Regions from separate parts of the Homo sapiens genome. Here regions 1 and 2 are each linked to region 3. A link is a loop called in an ENCODE intact Hi-C map of the cell type or tissue named here. Cell type or tissue: heart left ventricle. All regions are shown on one strand.

Region 1 (8,000 bases), 95 kb before region 3:
GTGTCATGTTGCCCAGGCTGGTCTTGAACTCTTGAGCTCAAGCAGTCCGTCCACCTCGGCCTCCCAAAGTGCTGGGATTACAGATGTGAGCCACCGCGCCTGACCCTATTTATTCTTGAAGACCACACTCAGACAATGCTTCCTCTTTGAAGCCTTCCCTAATAATTAACTACTCTCTTTTTCATGCTATGTTCCACATATGTCTATATGTCGATTATTGCATACATCATATAATATTGCAATTATTTATTTATCTGTCTTGTCTGGGAGATTCTGAGCTCTTTGTTTTATTTATTTATTTAATTTTTTTACTGCTCCTTGTGGAGCAGGGCTACCCCGTAGGCAGTGTGCCCAGAGTAGCTGATGCTGAGCTTCTTGAGGGCAGAGAGATTCTCTGATTCATCCTGGAACACTCAAGACCCTAGGCATACAGTCTGGCATAGGGTGGGTATTAGTAACTGTTAAATGATTCAGGGACTAAGTGAATGGGAGTGAAAGGCCTGCAGGAGAATGTCTGGAAAAAAAGAGAGATGGGGTGGGGGAAGTGTGAGGGTGAGAGAGGTGGGGATAGGGGAAGGAAGGCAATTGAGGCAATGCCGAAACCTTCTTTTGCTTAAATGAAGCCTTGCTTCATGGTCAGTGAGAGTCAGAGGCCCTAAGGGTGTCAAAGGGTAGAAGCTCTCGAAATACAGAAGCTCCAGAACTGCTCTCCTTACCAAAATATCAAGTGGTCATAGACCTGGTGGGAAATGGGTGACCAGTGACCATGTGAACATAACCAGACAGCAAAATCCCATGCCTAGAAACACTGACAGACATGCACACCAGGACATATGGCCAGTCACGTGCTCCTAGAGGGTCCCCAGCAGCTCCCCTATCCCAGAGCCCTCGGCAGGCCTCTCTGTGGGCCCAAGCCCCACCCGGAACCCCTGGGCTGCACGCTTTCTCTCTCTCACTCAGCAATTTCCCTACCCAAGAAAGCTCTAAGGGTTTCAATTACCGGCGTGTGGGATTTAGTGCCCTGGGCTTCTCTGACTGGAGGAGATTTATTTGAAGGTTTAGTGTCGTGGAGAATTCACGTCTTCACTCCCAGGAGCCCAGCTTCCGTCCTGAGCCCCTAAATCAGGAACCAAGATGGGCTATTGTCACTTACCGCATTAGCCTCGTTAGCGGACCAGGAGGGGTGATTAATAGCAATACACACACAGCCATCTTGCTCGCTTGCAGCTCCTGCTGCTGCTCATGACCTGGGGAGGGGTGGGGAGGAGCTGAACCTGCTCCAGAATAACTGAGGACTCTGGGCTTAGCCCCCTCCCTGTTTCCCCCTCCCCATCACCAGGCAGGAAAGTCCACATGACCATTCAAGATCTGGGGACAGTTCAAAGATTAGCAAGCCTAGCCAGAGAGAGCACATCTGGAGGCCTGACTCTTGGAGGGGGCGGGCAGGGGGCATGAGGGGGCTGGTTTCAGGATATGTCCCAAAGTGTACACCTGTGTTCGAGAGAGAACGAGAGAGAGAGAGAGAGAGAGGTGGGTGGGGTGGGGTGTGAGGAGACAGTGGGGGGTTGTATGTGAAGGAGGTAGACGGGTGTATGTTTATTTCATTTCCCAAACTGTCTTTGAGACTGGAGATAGCGCACTGAGGAAGACAGACAAGGGCGCCGGGAAGAGGAGGCGTGTACATGAGAGAAAGAGGTCCATGTAAGAGTGAGAAAGACCAAGAAGTGTGCAAGGAGAAATAAAAAAGTGTGGCTGAGAGAGGGGTGAATATGTGCATGTGAGAGGCTTCTATGAGACAGAGAGGTGCGTGTGTGCCGGAGCCATCTGGGAGACATTCGTGAGAAACGGTGTGTGTGCAAGAGTGGGTGTGTGAGGGGAGATGAGAGAAAGGGGTGCATAACAGACATGTTGTGTATGAAAAGAACGTGAGAGGTGTGGATGGGAGGGAGGGGCACAGCGTGAGAGAGGGAGGTGAGGGAGGTTCGTGTGTGTGTGTGTGTGTGTGTGTGTGTGTGTGTGTGTGTGTGCATGAGAGAGAGAGAGAGAAGGGCGTGTATGTATGTTGAGACAGAGAAGGATGTACGTTTTCTGTCTTGTTTTCCTTTGTCTCTTCAAATTCTCCCCTCCTTGCCCCTTTTCCCCCCAAAGTTTTTGGAGCCATGCTAACCTGGGTTTGAATTTCACTTCTGGCTACTTCATTCATTTATTTATCCATTCATTCACCAAATTATTACGGAGCATCTGCTAGCTTTTACCTTCCTGTGCCTCCTTTGTCTTACCTATAAAAAGAAGATAATAATTATACTTGCCTAACAGGGTGATTAGGATACCTTGGTGGTATAACTTACATAAAATGTCTCGAAAGAGCACAGAATTTGGAGCTGGATGCACTCTATAGCACAGCATCTGGCATGTGGGTCAGGAAATGGTAGCTACAGAGCTGCAGCTCCTCTGCCAATCCCTTTCTCTCTTCTTTTTCCATGTCCCTTATCCTCCTCCCTTCCTCTCTCCCACTCGCTTGTTCTCTCTCAATCACAGCTGAGCCATAGTATTAATTATTAGAACCAATTGACTGTTTAGACTCTGATGTTTTAACTAATCACCACTAATGGCAAACACTGGTGGGCAATCACATTCATTTAGTTCTTGGGCAAACTCCTCATAGTTGAGAGCGGACTAGAGGGAAGGGATCCAGCAATAACTGGCATTTGGGAATGATGGGAGGGGAGGCTCACTGCTGCCTAGAAAGAGGCCCTTCTCTCCTCCCTGGGCCAGCCAGGTCCCTTGGGATGGGTCAGCTGAGCCTTGCCTTGGAAGTGGGTCGGCTTCCTTCCCTATCGTTTTTCCTTTATTTATTTTTTTTGTGACTGAGGGAAGTGGTAACACTAATCAAATGCTTACTCTGTGCAAAGCACTGTACTATTTTTTTTTTTTTGGAGACAGAATCTTGCTCTTGTCCCCCAGGTTGGAGTGCAATGGCACGAGGGCTCACTGCCACCTCCGCCTCTCGAGTTCAAGTGATTCTCCTGCCTCAGCCTCCCGAGTAGCTGGGATTACAGGTACCTGCCACCACACCCAGCTAATTATTGTATTTTTAGTAGAGACAGGGTTTCACCATATTGGCCAGGCTGGTCTCTGACTCCTGACCTCAGGTGATCCACCTGCCTCAGCCTCCCAAAGTGCTGGGATTACAGGCATGAGCCACCGCACCCAGCCCCTTCTCTGTCTTTTTACTTCTCTGCCCTTTGGCCTCAGTCTCCCCTTTTGACTTAGAATTCTTTCATGGGAGTCTCCAGAAACCACTACAGTGGAAATATCCCAGAAATATCCTACCTGCTCCCCTTCCTTGAGTTGCTTTTTAGTTGTTGTCCTTCCTAAAAGTCCATTTCCAGAAGAGTCATTTAGACATAGGTTCAAAAATCTTTGCTCATCGGCCAGGCATGGCGGCGCACGCCCGTAATCCCAGCACTTTGGGAGGCTGAGATGGGCGGATCATGAGGTCAGGAGATCGAGACCATCCTGGCTAACACGGCAAAACCCCGTCTCTACTAAAAATACAAAAAAATTAGCCGGGCGTGGTGGCGGGCGCCTGTAGTCCCAGCTACTCGGGAGGCTGAGGTGGGAGGATGGCGTGAACCCGGGAGGTGGAGCTTGCAGTGAGCTGAGATTGCGCCACTGCACTCCAGCCTGGGCGACAGAGCGAGACTCCATCTCAAAAAATAAAAAATAAATAAAAATAAAATAATAAAATAAAAAGTAAAATAAAAATCTCTGTTCCTCACAGGGCATCTGCTTGATGCTGGTTGGAATGGAAAGCTGTACCCTGTCCATTCTGGCTGAGGGTTTCAGTGAAGAGAGCAGACAAACACGTGCTCAGTATTGCTGAGTCTGGAGAGAATGCCAGGGCTGGGGATGTGATCTGAGCATCATGTCCCTGAGAAAACACCTGCTTACTGATCCTGTCTTCTTCACACTGAGGCCCCAGAGCCCCAGCCTGCACACAACCCTGCTGTGCACTGAGCCCTGGCCCATCCTGTACCTGCTCCCCTAGTCTGTCCCGGGGAGCCAGATTCCCAGAACTCAGGAATGCCAGCTTCAGGGTGCAGGACTGGCTGGGCCAGATGGACCACAGGGCCCGGGCGTCCTGGAGGGGGTGGCCTAGGTGTCCGTGGCCAGTAGGTGTCGCTGTGGCTCCAGCACTGGGAGGGGGTGTTAGGCAGGGGCCCCGGAGCCGGCCGAGGTGTTGGGTGCCCTTTGGCCTCCCACCCCTACCTCGGGCCTTCCTTCACTCAGAGCCTTCACCAGGCTTCTCACACTTTCTTTAAGTGTCCATGGAACACTTGGAGGTTAATCTAAAACGCAGATTCTGATTCAGCAGCTCTAGAGTGGATCCTAGATTTTGCATTTCTACCAAGCTCCTAGGTGAGACCAGTGCTGCGGGTCTGTGGATGCTCTTTGAGTGGCAAGGTCCTAACTAAACGGCTCCATAGTGGGGAGGCACTGGCTCTGCTGTCTTCCAAAGCCAATCTTCACCCTCACTCCTATGTCTTTAAATAAAGCCCCGAATCAGAGGCCAAGGGTAGAGCCCCCTCTTTTTTTGGAGATGGGCTTAGCTAGACCAGCATGAGTTGGGCAGTTTCTAGAGAAGCTCTGAACCTAAACCTAACTCCAGTACTTTGAACCAACCCAGCCCTACCTCCTAGCCCAAGTCCTAAACTTCAATCCAATCCAATCCAAATTCCCCAAATTAACCCCAGTTCCCAATGGGCTATTGATTGCTTCAGTCCTGTCCCAAGACCGAATGCCCCCTTAGCCTCTCTGATAACCTTCCTGGTCCTCTGCCATACCTTCTTCTGGATACCAGCCTGAGCCAGGGCGGTGGGGCAATAGGGTCTGGGGACACATGCCTGGATCAGGCTCTTACAGAACTCAGCAAGGGAGCTCAGGCATTGCTCCAGACAAAGGAAAAGAGCAATTTGGCAGTCTAGTTGAGAACAGGCTCTCCCTGCTCTCCCAGACTCTCCCTGCAAGGCCATTTCTGTTGGGGAAAGTTCTGTCTCTGCCTTACCCCGTACGGCTCTGCTCTGCCCGATGGGCTCCACTTCCTGGGACGTGGGGAAGGCTGGGAGGAAGCATGTCCATTAGCCCAGTCCCAAGTGCAGGTGAAGGGGGTAGGATGGAGGGAGTGAAAGGAGGAGGAGGGAATGAAGTAACAAGGAGGGAGGGGGGGAGGCAAAGCGCCCTCCAGGGCTTTTCTTTTCAAATCAAAGTTTCTCTTGGGGGCCTTTCACTTTTCTTTTTCTGTCCACTGCCTGGCCCTTCTGGGTAGTGCAGAAGCGGATTCCTGCAGGGGTGGTAGGTTGTTATTCAAGCTGGACTATAAGAGTTTATCCCTTTTTTTTTTTTCTTTTGAGATGGGGTCTCACTCTGTCACCCAGGCTGGAGTACAGTGGTGCCATCTCAGCTCACTGCAACCTCCGCCTCCCAGGCTCAAGCGATTCTCCTGCCTCAGCCTCCCAAGTAGCTGGGATTACAGGTGCCCACCACCATGCCCGGCTAATTTTTGTATTTTTAGTAGAGTCAGGGTTTCACCATGTTGGCCAGGCTGGTCTTGAACTCCTGACCTCAAATGATCCACCCACGCCTTGGCCTCCCAAAGTGCTGGGATTATAGGCGTGAGCCACCATGCCCGGCCAAGAGTTTATCCCTTTTAAGTCTCATATTTTGTGATTTTTAAGAGTGCAATTATTTTATTTTATATCATTTAAAAATTTTTTTGAGACAGGGTCTCACTCTGTCACCCAGGCTGGTGCAGTGGCGATCCTAGCTCACTGAACCCTCGAACTCTTGAGCTCAGATGATCATCTTACCTCAGCCTCCTGAGGAGCTGGGATACAGGCCTGTGCCACCATGCCCAGGTAGTTTTTATTTTTTGTAGAAACAGGCTCTCACTATGTTGCCCAGGCTGGTCTTCAACTCTTGGGCTCAAGCGATCCTCTTGCCTTGGCCTCCCAAAATGCTGGGATTACAGACATGAGGCACCACCCTGGCCTGTTATTATTATTGATATCTTGTGATATTTAGCACTTTAGATATGAAAAATTTCTTTAGATAGGGAAAGGTAAAAGTTGCCTGAGGTCATGTTGGTCGAAAGCTTAAAAATGAAACTTTGGGCTCCTAATAGTCCGATGCTGTGTTCTGACTCCTACACTGAAAACATCTGGTCAAAGAAATCCTTATCAGGACTGTGATAGGACAGTGGGTCTCATCTCTTGCTGCCCTCTGCGGGTCTAGGGCATGGGATGGAACAGGGAAAAGGGCTTTGCCAAACAAACTGGTGGGTCCCTGTGGGCTGGCTCAGGCTTGGGCCTGTGTTGGGAGAGAAGATTGGGTATGGTCTGCTCCTGGATCTGTTCTGTGTCTGCCTGCTGGGCTTCTGTGACCAAAAGAGAGAGCTGTAGAGACACCATGGCAGCTCTGGGCCCATCCCCCCCATCAAAAACTCCTTCCTCTCTCCTCAAGCTTATATCCTCATTTCTCTCCACATGGCATCCCCCTCTACTCCCACTCCCTGCGTCCTATCCTGGTGGCTCCATTGTAGGCAGAATGCGAGGGCCAGGGCTGGGCTGTCATAGGGAACAGGAGTTAGGCAAAGAGCTGGGAGGGCAGAACATGAGCTTTGGCCTCGGGGAGACCTGGTCTTGAAAGCACCTGGAAGCATGGCTAGCCATGTGTCTTTGGGCAACTGCTGTAACCCATCCGAGTCTTCTTTTCCCCACCTAGAGACTGAGGATGATAATACTCACCCCCACCTTGCTTTAACAAATGAATGAGAGGAGCGTGTACCACCTGAAGCACAGGGACTTGCAGAGTGGCTCTCAGCATGCCTTCCTGCCCCAAGCGGGGAATCACAGAGCAGGTATGGGCCTGGGAGTGCAGAGGGCGGGGGCTGCCAACCTGGGAGCCCACAGGCTCTCGAGTTCCTCCTCCCAGGAAGGCCTGGCCCTTCCCCAGGCACAGTGGTCAGTGGCCAACAGGACAACACAGGGCTGTGTCATGAGGAAGGCAGCTGCGTAGGGGGCTGGGCTGGATGTTGTGTGCAATAAGGGCCTGAGACAGAGGGGCAGCTGGGAGGCCTGGCCAGGCACAGCCTGTTACCAGCTGCGCAATGGGCCTCTCTGCCCTGCCACCACCAGCTCCCCCTAGCTGAAAAGTGCCAGTCCCAGGCTCCCTTGCTCTCCTAGCTCTTGGTTCTAAGCACAGAGTGGTGCTGCGGGAAGGAATTCGGGGAAGTATACCACGACTGAGGCTGGGTTGGCTTGAGGCAGAGCCTTCCCTCGCCCTCTCTCTCTCTGTCTGTTGGTCTGTTTCTCCCTTCCTTCTTCTCTCATTCCTTTCATTTTTATCATGTCCTTTTCCAAACTTAGTCCTGGAACACCCTCAAAGATTGTGGGCCAGTCCTCTGGGGGTGTGGAGTAAGGAGTGAGGCCCAGGCTCAGAAGCTCACAGGATGGGGGACGGCTTGAGCACCTAAGATACCACTGTGAGGATGAAGTGAGGAGTAAGGAGGAGGAGGAGGAGGTCAGGGCTCGGAGGTGGAGAGGGCTTCCTGGAGGAGAGAAGTCTGGAGTGTCAGATGGCAAGAGAAGGAAGAGTGGAGTGAAAATTAAGACAAAGGCCCAGAGGCAGCCCAGCAGGACTAGTATGGCTGGAGGAGGAGGAGGACAGAGGAGTGAGAGGGTCCAGGCTCTAAAGGTGAGTGGGGCCTCCCATGGGCCTTCTTTCTGCGGGCATTTCAGAGCCGGGAGGACTTATAGACCATGTTGTTGCCCCCTCAATATTTAGACAGGAAATTGTGGCTTGTGACTAGAATATTCCTTTGCAGAAGTTCACGCTCTGGCCATGCCTCTAACCACACCCTAATAAGCCAGGGACTGGCCCAGCACAAGGCAGTTGGATCCTTAGACATGGCGGACGTAGCTGGAATTACTGACCTCACT
Region 2 (8,000 bases), 76 kb after region 3:
CCCATAATGCAATTAGGAGTAGAGGTAAGAGTTGGAGGAGCCTGGTTTAAGAGACCTCAAATCTGTGCCCAACCCCTTATCATATTAATTATAGCTAACATTTATTGAAGGCATACTTTGTGCGAGGCACTGTTCCTAGGACTTTATTTGTATTTTCTATTAACTCATTTAATCCTTATAACACCACTAAGAGATTGATACTAGTGTTCATCCCACTTTATCCTGAGGAAATGGAGGCACAGAAAGAGTAGGTGCATCTGTCTCGTCTCACAGATTTAGCTCTTCTTAAACTACTATGTCTGTAAAGCACATTGGGCGTTAGCAGATACTAAATCATCTTCTCCCATCCCACCAAAGGGTATGTTTGACAAACTTTTTTTCTTAGATCATAACTAGTAAGTTCCAGGCAACGCACTGGGTACTAGGAACAGAGATCTTAGAATAAGACACAGTTCCCATCTCAAGGAACTCACAGTGCAGGGAGGGTGAAAAGGGCTTGTGAGTGGGCCAAAATAAATTGTGCCTAAGGGCTGCCACACTGCAAAAGGCTCCTATCAATTTTTCGAGTATGGAGACAGCCTGACATACATATATGAAGTGCTCAGAACAGTGTCTGGCACACAGTGAACAAATACAAGTATTATTCTTGTTACCTCGTGAATCTGACCCATAGGTCTCCCTCTCCTGGAGTGTCCTTCCTTCTCATTGACTCTGGAGTCAGACTGCCTGGATCTGAACCTCTTCTCTCACACCTGCTTGTGTGACAATGGGCATATTGCTTAAACACTGTGCATCAGTTTCTTCATCTGTACAATGGAGATAACACCTATCTCGTAGGGATTTTATGAGGATTAAATCAATTATTACCTGTAAAGCACTCAGAATAGTGCCTGACATATAGAAAGTGCTTGAAGTGTCAGCTATTATTATTAGGAGTGATACTATGTTCTTCTCTTTGCTTGCAGTCATTTCACTTGCAATAAAAAGACTGAATTTAAATGCATCTGGCTTGGTTAGTTTAAGGTGGATAGGAAGTCTCTGGGACTAAATGGGAGGAGAACAGGACCCCTGGGAACTTGGAGGAATAACCCTGGAACTTGTTAATTAAGATCTTGTTAATGAATCTGCTTGTTACTGGTCTATTAAATAATCACACAATGAAGTTTACCGCACAAGTAAAGTCTTTTTCTTTCTTTCTTTCTTTTTTTTTTTTTTTGAGACAGAGTCTTGCTGTGTCACCCAGGCTGGAGTGCAGTGGCACAATCTTGGCTCACTGCAACCTCTGTCTCTCGAGTTCAAGCAATTCTCCTGCCTTAGCCTCCCAGGTAGCTGGGATTACAGGTGTGTGCCACCATGCCTGACTAATTTTTGTATTTTTAGTAGAGATGGGGTTTTGCCATGTTGTCCAGGCTGGTCTCGAACTCCTGACCTTAGGTGATCCTCCTGCGTCAGCCTCCCAAAGTGCTGGGATTACAGGCGTGAGCCACCACACCTGGCCTAGTAAAGCCTTTTTCAAATTCTTGCTCTTTCCAATCCTCCTGGCCCAGCTTTAACTTCTAAAGATCTTGCCTAAGGGGCAGGCCCTTCCAAATCTGACAGGGACCTCTTCATCTTGTCATACTGGCCAATAAAGCATGGCTATTCTTGCAGCCTAGGAAAGATCTCTAGGGCAGAAAGCCCTCTTCGACTTGATTCTGCCTATCATTCCTCAGGCCAAAGCACTGTGCCTCTGAGCCAAAACATCTCCCTCCACAAAATAGGAATAGAGTCACTGGCCCTGGAAACAGAAAAATAAAGATGCTCCGAGCTTTGCTGAGAAGAAAGGCAAAGGGTAAACTTCTTTCAGTGGGGATTTAGCCAATAAAATTTCAGCTGAGATGTCTGTATAGAAAACAGCCTGCCAACTTACATTCACAAAAAGTCTACAAGAGTTGGGTAACTTTTGCCCCAAAACACCTAGAAAAATAGTGCTGCGGTCGGTCTCAGGGAACACAGACTGTCTTCTGTAGCTCAGCTTCAAGGAGGGAATGGCATGTCAGAGGGCTCCCTCTAGGTTGAACACTCAGGCATTTCATAAACTATTTTAGCCCCCAAAGACCATTTTGCTCTTGAGACAGACGTAGATAGACATCTTGCATGTACCTATGTGTATGTGAGGGTATGGCATTTATACGGTTACTTTTAGATTACAAAACACATCTGGATTATCTATTTACTCAGCAACCCTGTAGGGTAGGGCAGGGATTATCTACCATCTCCCATTTTATATATGAGGAGCTGGGGCTCAGAGAAACAGAGACTTACCCAGCATCACACGGCTAGTAAATGACAGGCCCAGAGCTTCTGACTGTGCTGTTGCCCTATTGCTGAACCGTTCCTCTATTTCTAGTCACCACCTCCCACTTGTAAACATGCCAGGAGGTGCCCAGTGTTGTGGTGGATCCTGTGTGGCCCTTCAGACTATGTCCAAGTGAGTAGAGCCAGCTGGCAACTCTGCAAACTCAGCAGAAGAAACAGTGATCCTGGGTTCATTTACTTTAACAACAAGTATTTACCAAGCTAGGCACTACGTGAGGGGACACGCTAGATGGAGTCACATAGGGAGACAGACATGGGCCCATGGGAGAGGCACAATTAAGCAAATAATTACAATTTAATGTGATGAGTGTTTTTAAAGGGGGAATTATGTTGGGGGAAAAATACCATCCCCAACTCCATAAGCAAAGTTGACGAGAGCATCCCCTACTGTGCAGGTACCCAAAACCCCCTGAACCTCTCAGAGCAAGCCCCTAGTCACGGCTCACTGAACCTTCTACCCGGTGGCAGCTGCCCCCTGGAAGGGTTAAAGCTTAAAGCAGAAAGCCAATCTGCAGGTGTTGGTGACTAATTCTGACACTGACAGATTCCTCTAACCCTCCAACTTTTATTTCTTTACAAATGAGCATTTGAATGAAAGCTCAAGGGTTGCGGAAGAGGACAGAGGAGGCTGGCAAAGCATACACACCAAACCCTCTCCAGCCCCTTCTCGGCAGAGCAACAGCAGTGAGAAGATAAGCGGGCTGGAGCCCAAGGGGCACCGCAGCGCACACCGGCCTCCCTCACATCTGGCCAAGCACCTCCAGACCCTCCGCTGGGCCACCTCATCATAATAATATTGCACCAAGAAGGGGAGGTCTGGGCACATACAGTCACTTGATCAGCAATAAGACAGGCAGAGGGAGGCAATCCGAGGAGGAGCAGTGGCAGAGGGGGAGCCGGGACAGGTGGACAGATCCTCCCCAAGACAGGAGACTGGATGAGGAAGGTACTGTTTGTGAGCAGATGCTGGGTCTTCACCCTTCCCCTGCCTGCCCAGACTCCTCAGTGGGTTTCCATCCTCTCCTTTCCTCCCCACTAGTCCTCACTCCCCTTTCTGCAAGGCCAAACACCTCGGTGAAACCTTCCCCCGAGACTTTCACCCTAGATGAGTGATTCCTAAACCTTAAGGAAAACAAGAATCACCTAGGATGGCTACTTGCTGAATACACAGTTTTTAGGCTGTATTCCTTGTGATTCTGAAGATGAAGTCTAGTGTGGGCCCTGGGAATCTGCATTATAAATAACATTCTTCACCCCACCCCCATCCCTGTCCCCATCCTCCACTATCACCAGCACAAGTGATCTGAAACAGGCAGTCCTTAGATCACATTCTGGGAAAGCCAGCCTCAGGGATGACTCTCTCTCTCTCTTGAAATCCTAGTGCCCTTACTGTCTGTTATTTTACATTATCATTTCTTTTTCATATATACAGTTTAGCTACTCACCTTAACCATAAGGCTGTCAAGAAGAGGAAGTATCATCTCCTACTTCTTTGATTCCCTTGCAAACAGCACCGAGCACAACGCTCTACACACAGGAGCTCAGGAAATGTTCGTGGATGTAGAGCGATGATGAAGATAAGAGGCCAGGGAAGGAAAACCACAGCGGGGATGGTGGAGTACAGAGGCCCCGCCTGGAAGGAACTGTTTTTAGCATGCCGACGTGTGCCAGGCTAGAACAACGGTTTGCTTCGCTTTCTTTTTTTCCTTCTTCAATACTCTTGGCACTACATGCCTAACCTCCCTCGCGAAAGTCAAGCCTGAGCAATGCACCTCCCAGAGGAAACTTTGCCAAGAAACTCTGCCAAGAATCCCGGGTGCTATGTGGCTTAGTTTAACGGCCAAGCGAGTACTCTAGGCCCTGAGACCTGTCACGTTTCCGGGTAGGGCAAAGGATAGAGCTAAGCCTGAACTTTAGTAAAAAGATGAGGACCCTTAATCTAACTCACTAAACATCAGCAGGGCAATGGCCCTCCTTCATTCAGCAAATATTTCCAGAGTATCTACTCTGTGCCAAGCATGGTTCTGGGTGCTCATGGGTCCTCTGGTGGTTAAGATAGCATATGTTATCAGAAAGCATTTTCTAGTGACATATCTTTAGAAAGTTACTTTAAAAGCAGGACCCTAGATGATGATGAGCCTCAGAGCCACATAAGCACCAAATGGATATTCTCAAGAATGCCTGGTTATAGGATGAAGTGCTATAGACATCCAAGGTCAGGTCTCAGGCCCTGCCAGGGAACAATTCTATTCTCACTTCACTGTGAGCAATCCTTGGCAATTCTGGAGTTCTTTCTTCCACTCTCAGATACTACAGTTTGTCCAAAAAAGCCAACTGCTACCCCTAGCTCCTTTGAATAAATAACTCCTTCTTGATTTTCAGATATCAGCGTAAAGGTCACTTGCTCCAGAAAGCTATCCCTGACTCTTAGACAAGATTAGATGCTCCAACTTCTAAGTCTCATGGCATGTTATATTTCCCCTATGACAGCACTTTTCGCAGCATCCTACAATTGCTAACTAAACTTTGAAGTCCAGTAAGGCAGGGGCTATAATCTATCTTGCACATCAGTCTATTCCCAGTACCTCGCATGGTGCCTGGAACAATGTAGGTATGCAGTAAATACAGCTGAATGATTAAACCAATGAGTGCATCACATTTGACCAATGATATGGCAACTGAGTCATGTCTCACATACTCTGCGACAGTTTTATCCACTGCCACCAACAAACAGCTAAGATGAAGCAGTACTATTCCTTCTGTGGGACCAGTATCTTATGGAGGTAAAACTGGGGCTCACAGCAGCACCCCAGTACAGACTCCAGGAGGCACTTCCCACGATCAAAGATGGATTCAATACTACAGAGTCAATATAATGTCCTCAAGAGCCTGAGAGCTATTCTGGCCATGAGCAACAGACTTGAGTTTCTTACAAGTCACTCAACTTCTCATAGGCTCAGCTTTCTCATGAAGAGGACAGTGGGTACTTCAGCAGCAGGCACTCACTTTAAATAAAGAAGAAATGACAATAAAAATCTCCCCATACCATGATGGTAAGTTAGAAGGAGAAGGCAGCATTTGCAATGAAGCATCTCTGTGGTTAGGAAAGGGTTAAACCCATGTCTGGGTTCTTTTCCCCGTAAATCAGCCTTGACTGCTGCTCAGTCTGAATGAAGCCCCACCAGGTTGGCCTGTCAGGAAGGAAGCCCATGCGTCCAGACTTTTGTTGTTCTAAGGATTTTTTTTTTTAATTTTACTGCTCAGGAAGGAAGCTGAAGCCTAGGCCCTAACTGCAGTCCTGCTGATTCCTCAGCCGAGCATGCGCCACTGCCCTTACCACTCCAGCGACCTCTCAGACTCCGCTCCTTTTCTAGAATTCCTTCTGAACCATGATTTTGGCATTTGGACCTAAATCCCAGACTTTCTCCTTCAAGAACCAAAAATTAAGAACATTCAGCATTTCCCTTCCTACCTAGTACACACCTTTGTGACTATATGTGGGAAGGGCTGAGGACAGAGAGGGAGGAGAATTGGGTGCTGCATGACCTTCAGTGACACTTTACTTCCAAAGGTGAGCTGAACCCTTCCTTTAAATGGAGCCATGAAGGAGTTGATAGAGACTGAGGTATCAGATGATTGGCTGCCAACAGCTATTTCTGCTACAAACATGTGTGGGCATGAGGCTCTTCAAATATGAGCTACTCTATTTAAATAACAGACTCAAATCCGAGGTCCTCAGGCACAGGGTCAGTCTTCCCCACTCCCATCCTCCTACTCCCCACCTCTCCCACTGACATGCAGAGTCATTCTCTGGTATTCCCAAGTCCCATGGGGCTTTTTCTCTACAAAGAGAAAAACACTGAGTTTATTTGTGCGTTCAGGGTAATGGACAGCCCTCTTTTACTCCTAGGAGAATGCACACAGACACTATGCCCCGCCCAACCCTGCCCTCCCCTTCCCCCTGCTAATCCCTCCCCAGGCAGCCCCCCCATCTCAGTCCTGCTGCTGTATTTCTCTTCTGACCTACAAGGCCCCTTCAAGCCCCGTCCTAAGCTTCCCCCAAGCAGAGACAATCCATCATGCTGTGGGACTGTGACACACACAGATGGGGGAAGGTTCACAGATTTGTCTCACATAGGCAAGAGGGTAAAACTGTCTGTATAACTTAAAATCTAAGGACACACGAGAAACCCAGGGATTGTGAATTCTAATACTAGTCAAATACTATTACAGCAAATCTCATTACGTGTAGTCCAAATCTCTATCACACACAAATTCTAATAACCCATTGATTTCAAACAATATCCAGTAATATAAAATTTCAGAATAAGAAAATACCATGAGATTTGGCTTTTTTAACCCGGGCCACTGCCTAGATATCCAACCCGAGTCAAATCCTCTCCCGACTCCCAGACTCAGTTTCTCTAACTCGACTATTACCTTGCTTCTAAATAAAACAAGGGAGAAAGAGGTCAGGAGGACACCAGGGCTAATCCTGGTGGATGGATAATAATGAAGGGAGGAGAAGCAGCTGGCCATCACAGAAAAGGGCTTTCAAGCCTTTCTCCCTCCCTCTTTCCACATTGCCATAAGGCATGAGTGTGTGAAAGGACCCTACATACATTGCTAGTTGTTAATGACCCTGTGTTTGGCTACATCAATGCTTCTAACAAGGAAGGTTTTACCACCAGATTGTCCTTGAAATAACAACAGTAACTAAGTATTGAATACTTAGTATGTGTGAGAAACTGTTCTAAGCATTATCTATGTGTTTAATCTCATTCAGTCCTTCCCAACAACCTTTAAGTCTGTATAACTCCCATTTTGCAGGCAAGAATACTGAGGCCCAGAGAGATTAGGTAACCTGCCCAGTATCAGAAAGCAAGTAAGCTAACACGTCAGGACTTAACTCCAGAGGCCAAACTCATAGTGACTATGTTACATTGCCTCCCCACCTTTGATCTGAAACACCTTCGAGTTGAGGCTCAAAGGGGGCAAATACAGCTTTTATTCCTCTAACAGGTATTTATTATGCTAGGCCACTCTGACTTCCTTTAAATCAAACCCCCAGAAGCAAGGTCAAATGAGAGCAATATAGGATTAGCTGGCACCTAAATGGGAATCATATACCTGAAAATAAAGCGAAGGTCTCTCCAGGGCTGGCCCTTGCCCCCTCCCTACAGCTTTCTGTCTCTGCTGCACTAAGATTGATGTAAAGCCATAAGTCTAGCCTGAATTTCAGTGGAAAAAGACAACTCTTGCCTGGTAAGTCACACTCAAACTTACTGGGCTGGATTTCTCATAAGACTGTACCAAAAGGTTCCTTCTTCACTCACATAGCTCCAGATTTTCCTAAAGCTTCAGATCTGTTAACAGAATGTACTGGACACAGCACCATGTCTCCCCAGCAAAAACACAACTTTCATTTCTTCTAGGTCATCTTAAACCAGAACGCATTCCACAGAGAAAACTGACAGCCACATATCTGAATTGCCAGATGGTTACATGTGTCTACAAAACCTCCACATCACTTGACTGTTTGCAACTTTGGCCAGGATCTAGGTGGAAACTTTTTTCTAAAATACACACCAAAAGCAGATCCGTATGTGTGGACTCCACGATAGGGGATGTAATGCTGTGGG
Region 3 (8,000 bases):
GCACCTGTAGTCCCAGCTACTCAGGAGGCTGAATCAGGAGAATCGCTTGAACCCAAGACGTGGAGGTTGTAGTGAGCCGAGACTGTGCCACTGCACCCCAGCCTGGCCAACAGCAGACTCTGTCTAAAAAAAAAACAAAAAACAACCCACGGATGGCTGGGCCCCACACCCAGAGCTTTCAGTTCAGTAGGCCTAGGGTGGCGCCTGAGGATTTGCATTTCTAAATTCCCAGGTGATGCTGATGCTGTTGGTCCAAGCTTTGAAAACACTAGCCTAAAATTCTTCCTTGGGTTAACTTTCTCAATGCCTTCTCTTCACCTCAGATCTGGCCTTGAAAGGGGAACAGAATGGCCTGGGATAGCTGTTTCTCTCCTGTGGGAGGTGATGTGGCAGAGGGCGGAACAGGGGGTGTCTGAGATTATATGTGGCTGCAAATCAGATGGACAAGTAAACCAGCAAAATACTTTTAATGTGGTATTGGATGAGGGCAGTGTGGGCATGGAGGTCTTCCCAGCACACTAATGTATGCACACATGGACATTCTCCTCTTTCTTCCCTTGGCCTGCATTTGGAGTCCAATCCTCTTTTTGCTTGGTGGGACACGTTTTCACCTCCAAAATGCTTTCCTTGGTAAACGCTTCTTTTTTTTTTTTTTTTTTTTTTGAGACAGCATCTGGCTCTGTCACCCAGGCTGGAGTGCAGTAGCGCAATCTCGGTTCACTGCAACCTCTGCCTTCCAGGTTCAAGTGATTCTCCTGCCTCAGCCTCCCAAATAGCTGGGATTACAGGCATGTGCCACCATACCCAGCTAATTTTTGTATTTTCAGCAGAGACGGGGTTTCACCATGTTGGCCAGACTGGTCTCGAACTTCTGACCTCAAATGATCTGCCCATCTAGGCCTCCAAAAGTGCTGGGATTATAGGTGTGAGCCACTGCGCCTGGCCCTTGGTAAACACTTCAAATGCACCCAACATTAAAGTAAAAAATATCAATGAAATCTTAAAAAATGCAGCCTGGGCAACACAGCAAGACCCCATCTCTCCAAAAATAAAAATAGAAAAAATTAGTCAGGCATGACAACGTGCTTCTATAGTCCCAGCTACTGGAGAGGCTGAAGCAGGAGGATCGCTTGAGCACAGGAAGTCAAGGCTGCAGTGAGTTACGATCTCATCACTGCACACCAGCCTGGGCGACTGAGTTAGCACTCTGTCTCTAAAATAATAATTTAATAATAATAATAATAATAATTCACACGTTTTTCTGTAGTATTCGCTTGTCAAATGAAGTTAAATGTGATGTATGTTACAATGTATTGTGTGGCATGTGTGATATTATCTCATTGGATTAGAATTATTTATTCTCCATTTGCTTTTCTGTTTAAGAATAAGCTCCTTCAGGGCAGGGACAGCTCTTATTTCCTCTGTGTCTCCTAGGGCCTGGCACAATGTCTAACACAAGGAATGCTGAGCAAATTATTTAGTGCATGAATATTTGCTCCAGGAAGATGAGGCCTAATACCATGCAGATGGTTATTACATGTCAAAATAAGAATAATCCCATTTTTATATTCTCTTTCCCTCTTCCTCTGATCTTTCTCCTCTCAAATATTTTCAGGCTGGAATTCAGGGATTGGTTCTGGAGTTATCTTTATGGTTGTAGAACCCCTAGAGCTGAGAACACACAGTGGTGCCATTTAGAGAACTGACTGCCCCAGTAGACTCCCAGAATACACTGGGACTCCCAGAACACTGGATCATGCGGCAGCCTTAGCCAGGAGCCTCATAAAGTGTATGTGTGTGTGTGAGCGTGTATGGTGTGTGTGTGTGTGTGTGTGTGTGAGAGAGAGAGAGAGAGAGAGAGACAAAGGATCATACTGCAGCCAGGAGCCTTACAAAGTGTGTGTGTGTGTGTGTGTGTGTGTGTGTGTGTGTGTGTGTGTGTGTTTCAGTGGTGTGAAGTCAGCTGGGGAATGCCAGGTGCCCACTCCCCAACTTGGAATTGCAGATCTCTAGCCTGCTGCGTGGCTGTAGCTCCCTTCCTCCTCCTTCTTTTTCTCCCAACATTGAGAAAGCAGTATGCTGCCTATTTCAAAGAGTATAATAGCTCCACATTTTTATGCTTCTTTTTGGAGCAATTAGAGTGCAGAGGAGGGTCAGCAGAGGGTAAGAGCGGAGAAAACAGCTGATTCCTGAGCACTAAGAGGTCCCAAGCCACCCAGCCCCCCTCTCCTGCACCAACCAAGCCTGCACTTGTCACAAAGTCAGCCCTGACAAGTGCTCTGCCGCCGCCGCTGTGCTTGGGTGGAGTAGAAACGGAGGGGAGAGAGGGAGGGAACTTCATTCTTTCCTGGCTTAAAAAGTCAAAGGCTCTGTAAGGCATGCAAAAGGAAGAAAGAAATTGTCCTGCTTGGCCGCATTGCTTTCCTTTCTTGACCAGTTCTGCCCACACCCAATAACCCCATGCTTCTCTGCCCAGCCTTCCTCCACCTGGGCCCGGGAAGGGAAATGGGACGCCTGCTCCTCCTCTGCTCACCCATCCCCAGCCTTTCTGCCAGCCTGGGTGTCCCACAGCTGACCGGCCTGCAAACAGGACTCTATCTGCAGAATCCACCCCCTCCCCCTCAACTCTAGCATTAACCTTTCTCTTTCTTTCAACAAAAGCCAAACTCTTTCAAAGCCAACCTGATTGAAATTCAAAAACTTTCCAGGGCCTCTGCACCACTCTCTACTCCTCCCCATACTGACAGCCGCTGGTCACCCCCCCACACCCTTCCCACTCCCCACCCCCAGCAATGTAGAAAATAGCGGGACAAAGGGCTCTCCCCACCCCCTCCCCCAAGCACAAGACTCTCCCTTTGTGTCACTGTGTCACTCGGGCTGGTGGAAAGGGAGAGCTGGCTCTGGGCTCTCCTATTGTCTCCCGATACCCCCACCCCCACCCCCACCCCCACAGCCTTCTGCAGCCTGGAGGCCTTGTGCTGGGTCCCGCTCAGTTGGCCAAATCGAGGGGCCTCTATGGGGCCCCCAGGCCCACTCTCTGACAGGACAGAAGAGCCAAGGGCCCGTCTATGCCCGAAGGGTGCTTCGCCCCTGGCTCCCGAGCCCCACGTTGTGGACTCCAGGGTGGACCTGGAGCCGCAGACCAAAGCTGGCTCCCTTATTTTCCTGGACACCAGATGGAGCTCCTCCCTCCCTCCTCTCTCTTTAGAGACTCCCTCCCTCAGCAGCAGCGGCAATTAGAATGGTCTGGCAGGCTCTGGGGAGGGGGATGCCCAGGTGGTGGCCAGGAGGCTATTAGAGAATGGAGACAGGCAGCCTGGGACACCTCCTTGTACAGAGCTGCAGCCGCTGGGGAGGAAAGGTCTAAACACGCTTCCATTAATTAATTAATTCAACAAGTACTCATTGAGCACCTATCATACACGCTCATTGGGGAAACAGCAGTGAACAGAACAAAGTTCTCCTTGCAGCGCTTACATTCCAGTGGGTGAGACAGACAATCAGCAAATCAATACATATTTCAGACACAAGTCCACCCAGAAAAAGAGAGCAAGACAAGGAGCCAGAGAGTGCCAGGTGGGGAGTATGTGAGATGCGGGTGGCAGCGGGGGTGTGTTAGGGAAGTCTCCAGATACAGGCAGAATTTAGACATAGGAAGGAGCGTCTGAGAAAAGAGACTTCCAGCCCAAGGGAACTGCAAGAGCAAAGGCTCTAAGCTGTTAATTAAGGAACTAAAAGGCTAAGGTGGAGACCCAAGGGCAGCGTGTGTAGCCTGTGAGCCCAGAGGGCAGGGAGGCCAGAGAGGGTAGGTCTCTCATGCCTGTAGAGAGGTTTGGATCTTACTTTGAACGAATGGCAAGCCAGAGGAGTCACAGAATTTGATTTATGTATTAAAAGGGCCGGAACAAGGGTAGAAGCAGGAAAACCTAAGGACTCTGTTGAAATTGTCTAGGTGAGAGATAGTAGTAGTGGCTTGGTCCAGGGTCATGTGGTAGAGATGGAGAGAAGCTGTCAGATTTGGGAACCAACAGGATTTGCTGATAGGCAGTATGAATGGTGTGGGAGACCAGAGTCCAGGATAACTTCAATGTTTTGGCCTGATCCAACTGGAAGACTGGAGTGGCTATTGACGGGCAGGGTAGAGATAAAGGACATAATCATTTGATCCTGTGCAGTTAGAATAAGGAGTTCAGTTTTGGACTTAACATTTGAGCTGCCTGTTAGACATCCAATTGGAGATGTCCAGTAAGCAGTGGAGTTGGTGAATTTGTAGTTCAGGGGAGAGGTCTAGGCTAGAGATATAAATTTGGGAGTCACCATGGAGCTGGTATGAAGCCCTGGAGGGATCACCTGGGAAGGTAGTGCGGATAAAGGAGAAGGGAAATCTGAGGACTAAGTCAAGGGTACTCCAAAGTTTAGCATCACTGAAAGGAGGAGGAACCAGCAAGAGGAACAAGCAGTGAGGAAGAAGGAGAACCAACAGAGGGTGTGTCCTAGAAGCGGAGTGAGGAAAGTGTTTCTAGAAGACGGGAGTGACAGATTGAGTATGATATGCACTGAGGACTGGCTGTTGGATTTGGCAATAGGGAGGTCACTAGTGACCTGGACAAAAGCCATTTCACAGGAAGGATAGGGAAAAATCTGACTAGTGAGGGTTCACCTGAGAATGAAAGGAGAGGGGGTGACCTAAAGGGGAACAGAGAAATGGAGAGGTAGCTACAGGGGGAAATGGAAGGCTTTTAAAATAGATGGTAAATATTTTTGCACGTTTGTGTGCATCAGAGCTTCCAGCAGAAAGGGAAGCTCTGATGGTGAGATTCAGGGAGACAATTACTAGAAGATAATCTAAGCTACATTAGGAAAGAAGTTAGGTGAGATGGGGTGGGGGACATGAAAGGCAGGCAGGGTCAATAGGGTGCAGTCCTTCCCATTGGAGTTGGAATTGGGTCACTACCAGGAGTAAATTGGCAGTTGGAGAGCAGGATGTTTAAGTTGGTTATTAGGAAGGGGTATAATTACTGGTAATGACAAGATTTCGGGATGAATATCAGAGTCTGTGACTGAGGTGGGATAGAGGACAAGTTTATTGGGGGAGAGAAGGTCAAGGAACCAAATGAGCAGGATATTGAAAACGATTATCTGAGTGTGGCCCTTGGAACAGCAGCACCATCAGCACCACTTGGGAACTTCTCAGAAATGCGCATCCTTGGGGGTCTCTAGACCTACCGAATCAGAAACTCTGGGCGTGGGGCCCAGCGATCCATGTTTTAACAAGTCCTGTTGAAAGACTTGATGATAGTAAGTTTGAGAATCCCTGGTATAGAGGGTTTTGATGGGTTGTGGCAGTTGAGGGGTCAGACATGGGGTCAGATGAGGGCAGCAGGTCTCAACCACGGCTGCACAACATTAGGATCACCAGGAAAATGAAAACTCCCAGTTGTGAGCCTGCGCTCCAGAATCAATTTCCTTATGATCTGGCAGGGAGGGGGACTTCAAGGATATCAGTATTTTTGAAAGTTTACTTAGTGGTTCCAATATGCAAGCAAGGTTGAGCACCACTAGATAATGGGGTATACAGAGCCCTACAGGAACGAAGGCTTCCTGGGAGTCAGGGAGCTTGTGTAGTGACTGAAGCAAATGGAGAGCTTGGTGACATCGGTCCTGGTACACTCTTGGGCAGAATTGGGTGGTGAGGCTGTGTGTGCTGGAGCTTGGGGTAGGACGGTATTATCAAGAGCATGTGGACCTCTGGAGTTACACCACACATCTGCCAATGGTTCTTTCTTTTCTAGGAACCCAGAAAAAAGTGTAGATTGGAAGGATGAATCTATAAATGAAAGAAATAGGGACCTTCGCCACTCACCAAATATATCCCATAGTAAATGTTGCTTTCCTTCTGGCACGCCTGGGTCTCCGGAAGCAACCACTGTCAGAGCTCGGTCGGGGCCAGGCCATGGCTGATCCATGGCTCCAGCCAGCAGCCTACTTGGCCAGGCCAGGCTTTTCCCCACTGGTTTTTGCTTAACGTGGAAGCACAAGCAGCTTTCCAAGTATCAAGCACCTTTGCCTTTGGCGCCAGTCCAGATCCCTCGGGAGTTCAGATGAGAAGAATTATAATTACCTTTGCAGAAAGATTTATCCTAACAATTAGGAAGCAACTTCCAGCAGAAAGAGGGGAGACACGAGAAAAGGGGTGCTTGCAGCAGTATAGTAGGTGCTCAATAAGGTGGCTAGTAAATGAACCAGGGATGAGGGGAATTGTTGAACTTGGGGGAATGGAGAGATTTGCATGTACCAAGGAAAGGGATGGGGATGATCACATACTCACGAGGTCTGACCTTAACACAGGAAGACCTGTTTGGACAGATTGTCTCATACAATTAGACAATATTAAGGCTGGAGGCGAGGATTATCACATGGTGGTGATGGGACAAGAAGGGATTGTCACCCACAGGCGGATGAAAGGAACTGGCACAAACTGTGGGCTGATCACACCCTGATGAGACCTGATGTTCCCTCAAGACTTGAGGATATTATCCCACACTGGTGGTTGAGACTCCTAGGGTTGTTTTATACAGGAAAACCTTGGTCTCTAAGCACAGAATGACCAGGTATTAACAATGCAATACTCTGTGTGTGTGTGTGTGTGTGTGTGTGTCAGGGAAGGGGAGATTATCATATAGATACGTGCCAAGAACCATGAAGACCCTTATGAAAGTATCTGGACTGTGGGTAGGGTAGGCACAACTGGAAAGGATGAGACAAACATATCAAATATGTCTGTCATGATGGCATTGTTTTAACGGGACCTCTAGAGATGCCTTGGGAATTCTAGGCTTGAAGGCCCAGAATTTATTGGAAAGGGGACACTAGTGTAACCGTTGCTTAGCATCTAGGGAAAATGGCAGAACTGGCCAGAGAAGAAACTGTCCCAGGGGTCCTATCCCCATCCCTAGGCCAGTGTCACAGAGGAGACATTACAGGCCAGGACTCTTCACCTTTGAGGCAATCACCAAGCCAGCAGGAGGCAGGCAGCACAGTTTTTCCATCCAACAGGAGTTTGGAGGAGGACCACAAGAAGGTGGAGGTGCCGCCCGCAGCTCTCACACTGTCTGCCCCAGCAGTTCCCTGCTCTCTGGGGTGAGCTGCAAAATTATTCCACATCCCCAAGTGAGCTGGCTTGATTAAGTTTTAATTTTAGCAACTTGCTAGGAGGACGGGGAGGCTGTTTCAGTGCTGGGGGGAGGGGAAGAGCTAGAGAAGAGCTGTGCTCTGGGCCATCAGCCCACACCACATGCATCTGCTACACAGCAGCACCACCCTGGACTAGAAAACCATGCCACTGTGGAGGTGGCCAAGGGCAGGGGTGAAAAGTGGGACCTGCTGAAGTGACAAGTCACCCTTTCCTACGCCGGGGCATGTGGCTTTTTCCCCTTGGACTCAGCTCTGCAGCATGGGATTGAGAGGGAGCAGTGGTTCATTAATTTAAGTCTTCCCCTTTTTTCCTTAGCATTAATCATTCCTCAGGTCTTTAGCCAAAGCTGTTCAGAGCAGGGCTTTGCATTTCATTCATTCATGAATTCATTCATTCTCATGCCTGTCTATCCCTCTTCCAGAGATATCTCATTCACTCCCACAGCTTCAGTTATAAATATTAGTGACTCTGACTCTCTATCATCAGCCCAGATCCCTCTGATTTCCATCCTCACAAAACTCTCTGTATCCCCAGCTTCACTGGGATTTCCCATAGGCACCTGAAATTCAGTTTGTCAAAAGCTGAGCTCATTCTCCCCTTCAAATTGATTTGTCCTTCCACCTTGGAGGATGGTCCCCCTGTCCACCCCATCACCTGGGCTATCCCTCAGCTACTCTTTATTCTCCACTTTGCAGCTACACGGCTCCTTCTAAAACCCAGATCTGAGCATGTTCTGCCCCTCTTCAGTAGCTTCCCGTAGTCTTTAGGATTCAGTGTAAGCTTCTTAGCAAGGCATATATATAAA

The links. Hi-C counts contacts between places; a loop is a spot of excess contacts. Peaks named below come from ENCODE experiments on the same cell type or tissue, not always from the same donor. Only the 100,000 strongest peaks of a DNase experiment are listed, where the experiment ranks them.
Region 1: a loop joins it to region 3, with 3 times the contacts of the local background. A loop is called at or near these places in 12 of 110 quality-filtered maps.
Region 2: a loop joins it to region 3, with 4 times the contacts of the local background. A loop is called at or near these places in 22 of 110 quality-filtered maps.

Annotation. Positions count from the first base shown.
Region 1 is chr1:44,591,496-44,599,495 of GRCh38, reverse strand. The region is part of intron 2 of RNF220 (ring finger protein 220); the gene reads right to left. Among named protein-coding and RNA genes, the nearest start is that of MIR5584, 50 kb to the right of the region's middle. RefSeq lists a silencer at 4,082-4,253. In heart left ventricle, no CTCF peak of the experiment used is centred here; a DNase peak (open chromatin) is centred at 4,175; H3K27me3 peaks cover 415 bases.
Region 2 is chr1:44,419,943-44,427,942 of GRCh38, reverse strand. The region is part of intron 2 of RNF220 (ring finger protein 220); the gene reads right to left. Among named protein-coding and RNA genes, the nearest start is that of RNF220, 19 kb to the right of the region's middle. In heart left ventricle, no CTCF peak of the experiment used is centred here; no DNase peak of the experiment used is centred here; H3K4me3 peaks cover 278 bases; H3K27ac peaks cover 1,646 bases; H3K27me3 peaks cover 2,462 bases.
Region 3 is chr1:44,495,997-44,503,996 of GRCh38, reverse strand. All of the region lies in intron 2 of RNF220 (ring finger protein 220), which reads right to left. Among named protein-coding and RNA genes, the nearest start is that of MIR5584, 45 kb to the left of the region's middle. RefSeq lists an enhancer at 7,219-7,719. In heart left ventricle, a CTCF peak has its summit at 3,146 (motif pointing right); DNase peaks (open chromatin) are centred at 2,276, 3,076 and 7,303; H3K4me3 peaks cover 316 bases; H3K27me3 peaks cover 513 bases.